Regions from separate parts of the Homo sapiens genome. Here regions 2 and 3 are each linked to region 1. Evidence: chromatin loops called from intact Hi-C (ENCODE). Cell type or tissue: heart right ventricle. All regions are shown on one strand.

Region 1 (5,000 bases):
TGCTCACTGCAGCCTTGACCCCCTAGGCTCCAGCAATCCTCCTGCTGTAGCCTCCTGAGTAGCTGGGACTACAGGTGTGTGCCATCATGCCTGGCTAACTGTTATTATTTTTGTAGAGATGAGGTCTTTCTATGTTGCCCAGGCTGGTCTCTAACTCTTGAGCTCAAGTGATCTGCCCGCTGCAGTCTCCCAAAGTGCTAAAATTACAGGAGTGAGCCACCATGTTCAGCCTCAAATTTACTCTTAAAGTATTATGATTTTTTTTTGCCTAGATATTACTTCTAATTCCACTGGGATCATTTATATAAAAATCTCATCTGTAATTAATATAGAAATAGTAGTAGTGGTAATTCACATAGAAATAGAAATAGAAATAGTAGTATAGAAATAAAAATAATTGCCATATATCTTAAGTAATTATTTAGTAATTATTTCTTGCCTTTAGTAATTATTTTAGGTTAGGGAGAAGAGGTTGAGTCTCACAGTCAAGGAAGATACATAAAAACCACAAAAAGGAGAAAGAACTAACAAAAGCATAGCTGGAGCCATTTAACTAGGGGCAAATATCTCTAACAAGACTTGAGGATGTTGCTGCCTTACTATATACAGCGTAACAATGAATGACTCATGGTGTATGAATCACCTGGAACAGGGACAGTTTAGTTGAGGCTGAGTCAGTTCACAACGGAAAAGGCGATTCATTGACCATTTGCATGTGTTCCTTTGGCACTTACTAGATGTAACAATATTTGGGTCAGGATATTATAGAAAGATTTTCAACAATTTGGGTAAAATTTGGGTAAAAGAAGGAAGAATTATTTTTTTCTTCCTTTAAAGATTCTTTGAATCTTTAAAATATTCGAAGAAATACATTTCATTAATCTGCAAAATCAAGCTTATATTAAACTTACTCCTGGATGATACTGGATCAGTAAGGTAGAACTGCATTTCTTTTTCTTCCTTAACTGGAATTTAGATCTTAATTAGCTATAGGTCTCTGATCCTCTCTCAAAAGATTTTTGTTCATTTCCTTTGTTATTGTTTTGTTGTTATTCACTTGTTTTGTTTTGAGAACTTACACTCATTGCAAAATCTGACCTAAACTTATTTTGGCAGCAAAACTGAACTGAACAGACTGTGAAGCCATTTAGTTCAATTTATTCCACTTAGAGTGAATATTCCTATGTTCTGGTCCAGGATTACTGTTCCAGTTCTGATGGGGATATTACATATTTTGCAATATATTATTGATTACTTTTCTAAAAGCCAAGAAATTCTGAATTCTGAAACTCATCTGCCCGTAAATATTTTGGATATGGGATTATGGGCCTGTAAATCTCAGAGAATAAAATAGTGACATGCCTCTAACCAAGATGAAATTAATATCTTCCTATATGGAAGACAGCTAAATCAAGAATGAACTAGAATGAACAGCAGTGTGTAATATCGCCTCTTGAAATACTTTTAGAAACTACGCTGGGATAAATGATAGTATCAAGGCAAAGCATACTTGATTTAAAAAAAAATCTTTACAGAAAGTAAAATAAAGCATCTTGGTTTCTTCCTTCCATAAGCTTTGAGGTCTTCAGCTATGCCTGGAAACTCAGCAGTTCCCTCAACTCTACAGGCCTTTTCTCAGATGAGGTATTTGTTACTGAGACCCAGAGGTTTTGAGGAACTTAGGATGTCCCCCACCCTGTTGGTGGCAGAGTCTGGTCTGGACCTCCATGTTGCCTTTTCTGTTCTACCAGTCTGGCTTTCTGTTTAATTATTATTTCCTGACAATGGAATTGTTGGTAAAAAGCATGAGGTCTATATTTTATTCACATCACATACTACGTTCCTAAGGGTAGAAGAAATGATGGCGTTAAATCTGTTAGTATCAAGTCCTGTGTGTGGTCTCTGGAAAAGACCTACGGCCGGGTTTATGCGAACTTGAGCCTTCAAGCCTCCAGGTGGCAGTGTTGCTCCACTTGAGAGTTTCTGATACTACCTCCCTAACAAGCACTGTGTAAAGCCATCTCCGAGACTCGCAGAACAGAATTTTGGTTAAGTCTGAACCTGACGTTTCTGAGATTTTTGACACTGAAAATGTTTTATTGCTGGTTGCTTCTCCTACCACAACCTCAAAGGAAACATGGCTACTACTGAAAGGAAGAAAATTTTTGAATAGTTAAAATGGAATTTATAGCCATTCAAAGAAGTACATTAGGAGTTAGCATTTTAAAATTTCTGTGGCCTTTTAGAAAGGTTGGAATGTTGTAAAACAATTAATAATAGGTTTTCATAATCAAAGGTGATGAGAGGCAAGGAAAGAATCATTTCTGTGCCTCATCTCATCCACAGCAGCAATGGATTTCGACTAGTATAGGAGGGAATGAAAGGAGGCTATATTAAAAGTATGCTCTATTTTAAAGTTTTCCATGGGGGAGGAAAAGTTTACAATTAGTACAAGCCACTGAACCTGGTCATTCAATGTCTTTTCAATAAAGGGGAGTTCACAGGGTAGTAAAAGTATGAGTTTAAAAAGCAAAAGTCCAAATTCAGGTAAAAACATCCTCAAAAGTTGGTTAGATTGAAAAGAATCAATATGAGTTTTACTTTGCAGCGTATTTCAATTGAGACTTACTTCAAGTAGGGAAAGAAAAAAGACAAAACAAACAAAAACTCCACGCATCTTGCAATGTTTGAAAACATAGAGCAACCTCTGCTTCACTTTAAGTAGGCTACTTGATTTGCTGTTTCCAAGAGGGCAGGGACAACCCCAGTTGAGATGGGGACATCCGGAGTAGTGCTTCAATGTCTCGTGAGGGGGTGAAAGCACTTTTCGGAATTCTTGTCCAACAGGCCCTATATTTTACATAATTAAACAAGTTCAGGCAGTTTTCAGTGTTGGAAGAGTGTGTTGCTGATAAAACTGAACCTCCGAGTCAGGAGGGAATATGGCCGGGCATGGTGGCTCATGCCTGTAATCCCAGCACTTTGGGAGGCTGAGGCAGGCGGATCACCTGAGGTCAGGAGTTTGAGACCAGCCTGACTAACATGGAGAAACCCAGTCTCTACCAAAAATACAAAATTAGCCGGGCGTGGTGGTGCATGCCTATAATCCCAGCTACTTGGAAGGCTGAGGCAGGAGAATCACTTGAACCCGGGAGGTGGAGGTTGCGGTGAGCTGAGATTGCGCCATTGCACTCCAGCCTGGGCCACAAAGTGAAACTCCGTCTCAAAACAAAAACAAAAACAAAAACAAAAACAAAAAAACTCACTGAATACAAACAACGTATCTCCTTTCTTCCAATTTTAAGTCTTTTTCTAGTAGCTCCTGCTGTGTACATGTGGTTTGTTGTTAATATTGGCATATTACAGTATTCTAAATTATTTTATTTTCTTTTAGAAAGGGTCTCACTCTGTCACCCAGGCTGGAGTGCTGTGATACAAACATGGCTCATTGCAGCCTCAACCTCCTGGGCTCAAGCAATCCTCCAGCCTCAACCTTCCAAGTTGCTGGGACCACAGGCACATGTTACCACACCCACCTAATTTTTTTTAAATTATGTTATTCACACTTTTTTTTAGGATGATTAGAGATTAGGGCTCAGGAGCAGTGGAACATAACTTTGAGGAAATGCAATAAGTTCAGAAGAAGATGTGGTGACAAGAAAGCTGTAAGGAGGCTATATGCTGTAGAGATAAATGCCCAAGCTTTGGAAGCAAACAAGCCTCTGTTCAAATCCTGGCTCTGCCCTTATAACGTATGTACAAATTATTAAAGTGCTTAGTACAGTGCCTATCGTATAACAGATATGTTGGCTCTCATTACTTTTTCTTTCAACCCATATGTGGAAGCTTGCCCAGTGTGGAAGGTATCAATAATTTGAAAACTGTAGCTTAGAGGTAGCTTTGGGATATAGTTAATAATATGGTATCAAAAACATGTACTTCCTACTTAATAATTTGTTTGCAGGGAATGTTGAAGAAAGAATGTTGAACTCTTGATTAGATTTAGTAATGGACTGTCAAAACAGTAACGCTTTCCAATAAGTGACAAGATCTGTAGCTGGATTTGAATGTGTGTGCTACTTGTTCTGTTCCAAGCACATAAAAGGAATTATCTGTATGGGCTCAGTTATCCCACTGCCTTGTTAAGAGTCCAAAATTGACACAGCTGTTACTAGAAGTTCTTATCACTTTCTTTTTTTCAAGTAAAGAATAGTGGAAATAATTATTGACTGGGTGGTGTGTAGGAGAGCTTGGTTCTTCTTCTGGCCATTTGTAGAAGGCAAGTTAAATCTCTACAGGCTTTATAGGTCAACCTCTACACTGAAAGTTTCTGTTTTTTTTTATTTGTTTGTTTTTAAAGCTCTCACATTGAATATTCTGATAGGAGACTACAAGAATCACGTCAGGGCTGAGAAAAAAAATCTTGTTAGGAGATATTCAATACAAACAAATTGACAGGTCAAGAAAGCATGGTGAAATGAGCATTAGACGAGGACTCACCTATAGCTACCCTGTAAGTTGCAGAATGATATAAATTCTTCATTTGCAGCTTGGGAAACTGAGGTGTAGAGAGAGTGAAAATACTGGTCAGCCCTACTTTCTCCTTAGAGCTTTTCAAGATTCAAATGAAATGCCAGATGTGGAAATAACTTACTTTTATGTTACTCAATAGTCTTCAGGTTACTACTACTGGGTCTGCAATTGCATGTTATGATTTAAAACTTCCTTCTAGGCATTGCAATTTTTTAAACTTAGCCAAATTTATTTGAACAAATCCAGTCTTTTAGATTCTGTCATAGTCATACCCAAATTTGTGGCATTTCTCTTGTATGTATAGATGTGCTTCACACTCATCTGACATCCCATCAGTTGTTTTATGACTCCACTTCCAGTTTGCCTACAGTAAACAAAAGCATATCTATTTACAAAGTTTTTATCTGTCCTTATAAACTTTTGCTGATCAAATGCTGGTGAAAGCTTTATAGAGACAACTAGTTTAT
Region 2 (5,000 bases), 740 kb after region 1:
TCCTTTTTATTCTTTTTTTCTCTAATCTTGTATGCCTGTCTTATTTCAGCAAGATAGCCTTCAAGCTCTGAAATTCTTTCCTCCACTTGGTCTATTCGGTTATTGATATTTGTGGTTGCATTGTGAAGTTCTCATGTTGTGTTTTTCAGTTCCATCAGATCATTTATATTCCTCTCTAAACTGGTTATTCTGGTTAACACTTCTGTAATGTTTTATCATGTTTCTTTACTTCTTTGCATTGGGTTAGTACATGTTCCTTTAGCTCAGCAAAGTTTATTACTATCCATCTTCTGAAGCCTACATCTGTCAGTTTATCCATTTCAGCCTTTGCCCAGTCCTGTATCCTTGCTGGAGAGGTATTGCGATCATTTAGAGGAGAAGAGGAACTCTGGCATTTTTTTGCATTTTCAGCATTTCTTTCATTGATTCTTTCTCATCTTCATGAGTTTGTCTAGCTTCGATCTTTGAGGCTGCTGATCTTTGGACGGGGTTTTTGTGGGGTCTTTTGTGTTGATGTTGTTTTTGTTGCTTTCTGTTTGTTTTTCTTTTAACAGTCAGGCCTTTCTTTCATAGGGCTGCTGCAGTTTGCTGGGGGTCCACTCCAGATCCTATTCTCCTGGGTCCCTCCTGTACCTGGAGGTGTCACTAGTGTAGGTGCCTCCCTTGGCTGGGGGTGGGAGCTTCTCTTGCCCTGTGTGGCTCCTGGGTGGGCCATCACACTGCCTAGCTTTCCTTGCTCTCTGTGGTTGCGCCAACTGCCTATCAGTCTCATTGACGGAACCTGGATATCTTAGTTACTGGTGCAGGATTCACTTGCTGTTTTTATTCTTCTTGATGGGCGCCTTTGACCAGAGCTGTTTCTAGTTGGCCATCTTGGCCCAAAGAGTGAAGGATTCTACAGCAGGGAATCACATAATGAAAGTGTGCATTTTGGGAGGTATGGAAAAATGAAGAGGTAGGCTCACAGTTGATAGTTTATTTAAGAATCAATAATAATTTATGTGAAAACAACAATGACAGTGACAGCAGAAAAAAAGTAAAGTTGAGAGCCAATAAGGTCAAATTCAATGATACTTTTCAAACTGTATATTGCTACCAATTAGTGAGTGGTAAAACTAGTTTTGTGGGCCTTACCTAGTATTTTCTGTTTGTCTGCATTTGTGTTGTTCATTTTATGATCTTTTTCCATATCTATATGTAGTAATAAAATATTTGATATTTATGCTTTTACTTTATCAGACATAAAAATAAATATTCTTTTATAAAACCTTGTTCCATTTATATGCATATGTATGGAGTGTCTCTGTGTGTATGTGTGTGTGTGTGTATGTGTACTAGGTGAGCATAGAATATGTATTTCAGAGACAGAATACTGTAAAGGCTAAGTCAAGAGCATGAAAATTGGACCACATTGCCTGATACGTGACGTTAGTAAACTTACTTAATTATTTTCTTTTTTTTTTGCCTCAGATTCCTTATCTGTAAAATGAGATATCTGTAAAATGAGATAGGGAACGAGTCACCTACATTTTTAGGAAGATTTTACTTGGTAACCTGTATCAGGTCTATATATGTTATTCCTTTCGTGTTTTTCTCCAATATTATACAATTTTTCAGCCAGAAATTTTTCTGTAAGGCATTAGGTCTATGATAATAAATCTTTCTCACATGAAATATACCTGTGAATTTGCCTTAGTGGTTTGTTGACTCAAATAAACACGCAAAAATATAAGAAAGTTACAAAATAAGACTACTATTGAAAGAAGAGAGCATAAGGAATCTATAAAAAGTCTTCTAAATTTTCCTAGAAGCAATAGAATCTTGGATTAAATTTTACTTTATATATGTGAATATTTATTTATTTATTTATTTATTTATTTATTTTAGAGGTAGGAGTTTTAAATGGTAAAGTGGAAACAGAGGCATCAATTTTATTTCCTTTTTTTTTCTTTTGAGATGGAGTCTGGCTCTGTTGCCCAGGCTGGAGTGCAGTGGCGCGATCTCAGCTCACTACAACCTCCACCTCCTGGGTTCAAGTGATTCTCCTGCCTCAGCTTCCCGTAGCTGGGATTACAGGCGCCCACCACCACACATGGCTAATTTTTGTATTTTTGGTAGAGATAGGGTTTCACTATGTTGGCCAGGCTAGTCTTGAACTCCTGACCTCAGGTGATGTGCCCGCCTCAGCCTCCCAAAGTACTGGGATTACAGGCATGAGCCACAGCACCCGGCTGAGAATTTACTTATGATAGGAAAAAAAATGATTTAAGAAAAATGTTATTTGGTTCTTAAAACACCATTGATAGTTAAAATGAAGTACAAAAGAATCCACCTATCTCCCTTGACTATGTAAGAAGTTCTAGCTTAAGGCTCTATTTATTTCAGAACAATTATCTAAACTTGGAGCATTGGTGTTAATTTAGTCTCCAGCTAAAGGTTAACTTCAGCTGTGATAGGAACAAATAAGTAAGCACATATTTCTTTCTTTTCACTTGACTTGGGCTGGGTGTACTTTGATGGTGGAGGAGGGTGCAGGTGCCTGTGGATACAAATGACAGAAGAGATCAGCCATTAAGGATTTAAAGACCCTAACTTGTGTATGTTGCGCCCTCTGCTGGTTACTAAAAACCAGAGTCAAGAAGTGTCTATGGACAATGAAGTAAAAAAATCTATAAATATTCTTAGTACTCTCAAATATGCATTCATTGTAGAATGGGCATTAAACTTTTTTTCTACATCAAATTAGGGTATTCAGAGGATTACAGCTCTTTTATTTGTAATGCATAATTCAGTTTACACATGACTTTGGTTGGCTATGGCTAACACATAGAAACAGCACAACAGAAAAGCTGGTTATGTGGAAATACAACTTTCAAAACAGTTAAAATGGGAATTATTTATTTGAATAACAAAAACTATAATTATGTGTTTCCTTTAAATAACCACTTCTCATAGAGATATGTAAAATGTTTAAATTATGTTATTCTACTTATATTAAATACTTATAATAGTTTAATTCAAATGCACAGTTGAAAAATACCTCCATTGGGGGAAGAAACCATTTTAGGACTCCACATACATTATGTTGACTCATTTCTTACATGGAGAGGAAGCAAGCAACCAGGAAACCAGATTGAGAAACTGAGTTAGAGTTAAGTAAGTCCTGTCCTCGCATGAAGAAGAGCTACCTCAACACCTCTTGCCTCAGTTGGAATTAGTCCAGGGCATTGGACCAGTGTTGAGTTCATAGGTGAGCACCAGGTAGCTCAAACTGTGGGGCTCAGGTGGAAGCACTGGCAAACTTGATGCCTGTGCCTGAAATCCATTCTCTCTGAATGCCTTTCTGATTTCCTACGGGGAGAGTTAATAAGAATGCCTTTCCTTTACTTATTAAAAAGATGAGGTACAAATTATATGTGACTTAGACACTTTTCATCAAAGACCACAAAGAAGAAGAATTCATTCTGGCCCTACCCTTTTGAGGTAAGTGTTCACTTTTATTGTAATCACAATTACTATAAAGTAACTGCAGAAGTTAGCATTGATCCTAAAGCGTATATTGAAGCTAGAACATGAGGGAACAGGGACTAATCTCTCACAGTGGTCTACAAATTACAGATCTTATTGAATACTCTCTCTCCAGTGTGCATATATGGCCACTATTTTAACTGTTAAAGAGACTTCCAGTCACACACTGGAGGGGGAAAAAGACAGAGTAATATCCAGAAAAACAGCACACTAGACTCCATTCTGACCACAAGTCCCTGGATATGGCTGCCAGTGACGTGAATGAAAGAGACTCATGCCAGTAGAAACAAGGCCATGGGCAGGGAGATGTCTTAGCACTACTTAAGGCAAGTCATGGTGGGAGGAGTCAGCCAGGCAGTCAACATTTACCTTTGCCTGTAGTGCAAAAGCAAAATCAGACAGTGATGAATATTTTTTTCTTTTTAGAGAAAGGAATAAACAAGGAGAAGGAGTGATTGTCATTCTTTTAAGACCTGGAATAGGAGAGAGAGATTCACATACCATGTAGTGTGTGTGTCTGTGTGTGTGTGTTTACACACACCTACACATGAGCAGCAGAAACATATTAGCAACTCATTAGTAACATGTCCTTTACTAAATATTAGGGCCTCATTTCTTTCTCTGTAAAAATAAGAGGTTAGGTTAGTTAAATGTAGTATAGGCCTTAAAGTCTATGAGTCTGTACATCCAGCCAATTTTACTTGTTTATAAAAATGTTTTGGAGGAAAAGCTGAAAATATTATGAAATTGGCAGTGACAGGAATCAGCCAATCTCTCTCAAGGAAGTTTCATGAAGGAAATGTATCTATGTTTATTTGTTTGTTTGTTTTTTGAGACGGAGTCTCATTCTGTCGCCAGGCTGGAGTGCAGTGGCACGATCTTGGCTCACTGCAACTTCCGCCTCTGGGTTCAAGTGATTCTCCTGCCTCAGCCTCCTGAGTAGCTGGGACTACAGGCACGCGCCACCATGTCCAGTTAATTTTTGTATTTTTAGTAGAGACAGGGTTTCACCATGTTGGCCAGGATGGTCTCTATCTCTTGACCTCGTGATCCAAGTGCCTTGGTCTCCCAGAGTGCTGGGATTACAGGTGTGAGTCACGGTGTCCGGCTGTGGACCTATGTTTATGAAGATTCTTATCTAAATTTGGCACCTAATACATAAATTATCAGAATCTAGATAACCAACAGAAAGGTTTTCTTTGAATTATTTTTAAAAATAAGTTGACAAAACCTTAAATAGAGTTTTAAAAGAAAGGAGAAGCTGAGTTTGAGAGGATTGGGGTGGGTATGACAAGCAAGGGAAATGACATAGTTTAGAATTTTAAAGAGGGAAGTTCACTTGAAATTAATGAATGCAGTTTTCTACTCAGACACAATTCCAGTCATGAAAAACCTGGATATATTTTAGGGGAAATTATCCACAAACTACAATAAAACCATCATTCCATTAAATAATGTTAACTAACTAGTAT
Region 3 (5,000 bases), 280 kb after region 1:
GCTTTAAACTAAAGATATGTTAAGGCAATGATTCTTAACCTTTGTATGCATAACAATCACATGCTATATGTAATATGTTTGTTAATATTCAGACTTGTGGGCCTCCGTTAAATCTTCAGTAAAGCCCAATAGTTTACATTTTAATGAATACTCCACGTACTTTTGAAGCTAATATTCTGCCTTTTACATTTTGAGGAATTACTTCTCAAAAGGAAGTTTGTAAAATAGCTTATGGGAGTTAATTTTGAGTGACCTATGCTTTAAAACCACTGGAGGAACTTACTTTAACCTTAATCAAGGGGCACTTAGAAGTATAAAAGAAGCATTGCAAAGTTTTCCAAACATGGATTTTACATTTGGATGGCCACTGGAAACAAGTACATCATTTTATTTCCTTTTGGAAAGTGTGTGTTGGAAAGTCAGACCTTTGGCAAGAACAGATGCTATCAGGATATGCAAAATCATGATGATGGGAGAACCAAAGACATGACAAAGTATGACGGTGATCAAAGAGACTTGCTCTGTGCCAGGTACTGCTCTAAGCTTCTTATATGAATTAACTTATTTCATCTTACAACTACCCTATGTAGTAGATATTATTACCTTTCCCATTTTACACATGGGAAAATAGAGAAGTAAGGTGTTAAATAACTTGTCTCCTCCTATAGCTTGTGAGAAATAGCCAGGATTGTCTGGACCTGAGCAGTCTGATCTTCTCAGAGCAGAAGGCCCTGGGGTCTAGACCTTCACCCTGCACTATATCACTAGTAAAGGGCTGGTTTTCTGGAAAACTCATTTATGCTTTTGCTAAACAAAGAGATTTTCATATTAAGACAAGTTCTTATGGAGGCAAAGCCATGAACTTCATGCCACTTAGAGCTTGTTTTTTTTGTTTGTTTGTTTTTGTTTTTGTTTTAATTATGTTTTAGAGATCAGGTCTTGCTATGTTGCCTAGGCTGGACTCAAATTCTCGGGCTCAAACAATCCTCCCACCTCAGCCTCCCAAGTCCCAAGTAGCTGGGACTGCAGGTGTGCAACACTGCATCCAGCTTTTCTTGATCTGTAATTCTTTAAATTTCTAGGGAAGACCAACATGAAAGAAAAATGTAAGCAATGGCAGTGCAGATGTGGTCTGGTGTCAATCTCCAGGGTACAATGGAGAGACTTGGAACCACATGCCCAGATGGAATGAGCTGTGCACCTGGGCCTCAATGGAGAGTCTTTGATAAATGGAAGGTGGCTTCCCAAGCAGTATGGACTTGCCTTGAACCAATGGTTTTTGTATTAGTTTTTAATTGCTACTATAACAATTACCACAAACTTAGTAGCTAAAGCAACACAAATTTATAGTCTTACAGTTCTGCAGGTAGGAAGTCTGATACAGGTCTTACTGGGCTAAACTCAAAGCATCAGCAGGGCTGTGTACATTTCTGGAAGCTCTAGGGGAGAATCCTCTTCTTTGCTTTTTCCAACTTTTAGAGGCTGCCCACATTCCTTTCCTCATGGTCCCCTTTCTCCATCTTCAAAGCCAGCAATGGCTGGTTGAGTTCTGTTCACATGGTATCACTTTGATCTTCTCTTCTGTCTTTCTCTTCCACTTTTAAGAACCCTTGTGATTATGTTGTGCCCACTCAGATAATGGAGGATGATCTCTCTATTCTAAAGTCAGCTTATTAGAAACCTCAATTCCATCTTGGTTCCCTTTTTCCATGTAACCCAACATATTCATAGGTTCCAGGGAGTAGGATATGAATATAAGTATTTTGGGGAGTCTTTACTTGCCTACCACAGTTTCCTAAAGAGTAAGGTGACTGGGGAAAAGAGGCATGTTTCAGCACATAGGGCTTATTCATTGAAGACTGGATGTTTGACTTGGAAGGAAAGCTTCCTTCCACTTGGCCAGTGAGATGCCTTTGGCAGTCACGCACACTGGCAGAGCACTAGTAGTGGAAGAGCTGTTAGCTGGCTAGCAGATAGGAGGGGAAGAGGCTGTGTCATACCTGGAAAGCCTGAAGTATCCTTGTTGCCTGAGGACAACTTGATTAAGCTGTTTCTAATGTTTGTAGAGAAGGAAGGTACTAAAGGTTTTTCCCTTAGCGAGGGAAAAGCCAAGCTGCTCCTCAGGTCAGGCATGGAGGGATGAGTGGAGAGGACCTCCTGTAGAGTTGGAATCTCAGTTAAAAGAGGTGGAAATATGAGCCAAATATATCTTTGATTGAAACAGAAACTCCCTTTCTTTCCTTTTCCCTTCCCCACCCTCACTTCCTTCCTTCTAGCTGCCAAATTTGTGCTGTTGCTGTGGTTTGGGAAGCTATGATTACATAAGCACTGCTCTTGTCTAAACAGGCTGTGTCCATAGTGTGAAAGCTAGGCTCATTCATATAGAAAACAACACTAAAGATAACAGCAAAACTTGACATCCACATTCGAAATTTTAAACTTATATTCTTTTAATGAGAGCGAAAGCAGTAATTAAAAAGGGCATGATTGGGGAGTGGGGGAGGTGTACAAAATTTACTTTAAAAATGGTACTGTTGACTGTTGGAGGCTTCTGATTTTTTTACGTTAAGCAAAATGGAAATAGTTGATTGAGACCCTAGAGAAGAATCATGTGATCTGAGTGAAAAGAAATCCACAGCGATTAGTCATCCAGTTGATGTCAAATAAATCACACAAAATGTTGCCTGTATATCGTGAAATGACTTTCTATTTTTTCCCCAGAGCAGACTACTCTTATCTTAGGTTGGTTTCCATGCATACCTAATTCCTGTTGTTTGGTGTCTGTGTGGACAGAATGATTGAAACAGCTGTGGACTTGCCTGACACTAAGTCATCAGCTATTGGAAAGAGTGCTTTGAACAAAGACATCATGCGCTGCCTGAAGGGAAGAGGAAGCCACAAACAGCATCAGAACATGAAGAAAATGTAGGTCACGGCTGCTACCCTGGTGATAGGGAGTACACTTTTATACCTTCATGACGTTGAAAGCATGAGAAGGATGCAGGGGGAATATACACCAGGAGACACATCATCTCTGAATACAAAGCGTAGAAATGTGTGTGTCTCAGACTTCCTTTTTCTTCTGAGTTAGCTCATTTAAGCAATCATATAATCGTACTTGGCGGATGGTGTGGGGCAGGGTGCATGTTTGTGCACTGTTACTGTGGAGATCTATTGCATATATTTTTAATTTTTACAATAGTTTTTGAAGGCTCTTTATATAAAAACAAAGCAAATACAAAACATTAATATACAAAGCATCAAGTCTTTAGCAAGTCTTTTGCCAAAATGAGCTTATTTCAGCATAAAGTGGAATAGCAAAATTTAAAGGAAGGGTAGGTGGCAACCTGATGAACTCCTTTCAATAAAAAGGATGTCCTAAATTTTCTTCTGTATTCATTTCTGTGCTTCCAATTTACTTGGCTCTAGATGTCTTAAATATGCTCCATGAACAGCTTTACTCGAAGGCACTAGGAATTTACAAAGGGGGAAAATTTTTAAAAAATATTGTCACACTGTTCTTTCTCCATGAAGTCCCACTTTCGCTCTTTGAGTGCTTCTTGCTGAATGTTTGCACAACATCCGGCTGCCTTTGCAGACGTGCCCTCCCACTCATCTCTATGGTTCCTTCTCTCCTTCCTTGGGCTGAGTCCTCCCCTCCTCTGGGGTCTTGATGCTTCCCAGAGCTCCTCCCTGGTAAAACTCTAAGCTGCTCTTGCAGGCTATAAGTTCATGCCCTTCCTTATGCATGGAGAATACTGGAAATAGAAGGCAGGTTATTTGTATCCATGACAATCCAGAACATTAAATTCGTCTGATAATGCTCTTTAACTTTTTGCAAGTTCTACCTGCTTTAGGCCCATCTGATAAGAATTTTAAAAAGAGGTTGGCAAACTATACCTGAGGATCAAATTCAGCCCACTGCCTCTTGTACAGCCTGTGTATTAAAGACCAATTTTATATTTTCAAATTGTTGAAAACAATTAAAAGAAGAATAATATTTCAAGACACATGAAAATCATGTGAAATTCCAATTTTGGCATCCACAAATAAAGTTTTATTGGGATTCCATTGCTTTCATTTGTTTATGTATTGTCTAAAATGTTGTTTTTGCACTACACTGGCAGAGTTGGCCTACAAAGCTGAAACATTCACTCTCTGGCTCTTTACAGAAAAAGTTTGTCAACCTCTGATTTAAACCAATTTTAAAATTTACATATTAATTTGCTAATGGTACACAAGAGAGAAAAATTTCCCAGGGCAGAAATTATATTTTTATCATTATTAAAACCTTAGTGGTTAACACAGTGATGTACTTGTAGCAGTTACTCAGTAGATATTTGTTGGAGAGATTTACAATGATCCAGCTTCTATGCAGCCTTTGGAAGAATATCTGTTTGGGGAAGCTTTGCCAGCAGGCAAGAGATTCATGTCTTTTCTCCTTAGCTTTTCTCTTCTCTGTATACATGTTGTGGAACATACACACCTAGAATGTAATCTTCTTTTTAACTGACCACAAAAATTTGGAATTTATCACACTTTCCACAATTGGAGATTTTATTCTAAAAATTATGTACTCTACTCAGAGGCTGTGTACTGGTTATCTATTACTGCATGCAAGTTACCCCAAACCCAGTGATTTAAAATAATAACCATTTTAATAAATTATTTATTTATATGACATACTTTTGTGGATTAGGAATTCAGGCAGGGCTTAGCTGGGGATTCTTCTGCTCCACACGGTTTCACTGGCATTACTGGAGAAGTATTCAGCCGGTGCCCAGGCTGCTCTGGAGGGTTCTGTGCCTGCTGCCTTGATGGGGATGGTGGGAAAGGGGGCTCAGCTGGCCCCTTCTCCATATAGTCTCAGGGCCTCTCCGTATGATCTCTTGAGCAAGGCAGTCAGAGCTGTGGCGGCTCAAAGCTCCCAGAGACCAAGGTGGAGACTGCCAGTTCTCTTAGAGTTAACGCCCAGAGGGCAGAGTGTCATTTCGGCCACA

Evidence for each region. A loop is a pair of places that touch in the nucleus more often than their neighbours do. Peaks named below come from ENCODE experiments on the same cell type or tissue, not always from the same donor. Only the 100,000 strongest peaks of a DNase experiment are listed, where the experiment ranks them.
Region 2: it touches region 1 in a loop (14-fold over the local background); 92 of 110 quality-filtered maps call a loop at or near these places.
Region 3: a loop joins it to region 1, with 5 times the contacts of the local background. A loop is called at or near these places in 24 of 110 quality-filtered maps.

Annotation. Positions count from the first base shown.
Region 1 is chr5:40,685,289-40,690,288 of GRCh38, reverse strand. All of the region lies in intron 2 of PTGER4 (prostaglandin E receptor 4), which reads right to left. Among named protein-coding and RNA genes, the nearest start is that of PTGER4, 7.9 kb to the right of the region's middle. In heart right ventricle, a CTCF peak has its summit at 1,959 (motif pointing right); a DNase peak (open chromatin) is centred at 1,958; H3K4me3 peaks cover 3,791 bases; H3K27ac peaks cover 4,913 bases; H3K27me3 peaks cover 514 bases.
Region 2 is chr5:39,946,680-39,951,679 of GRCh38, reverse strand. No RefSeq gene overlaps it. Among named protein-coding and RNA genes, the nearest start is that of LINC00603, 100 kb to the left of the region's middle. In heart right ventricle, a CTCF peak has its summit at 2,618 (motif pointing left); no DNase peak of the experiment used is centred here.
Region 3 is chr5:40,408,397-40,413,396 of GRCh38, reverse strand. No RefSeq gene overlaps it. Among named protein-coding and RNA genes, the nearest start is that of LINC00604, 170 kb to the right of the region's middle. In heart right ventricle, no CTCF peak of the experiment used is centred here; a DNase peak (open chromatin) is centred at 2,897; H3K4me3 peaks cover 742 bases; H3K27ac peaks cover 3,014 bases.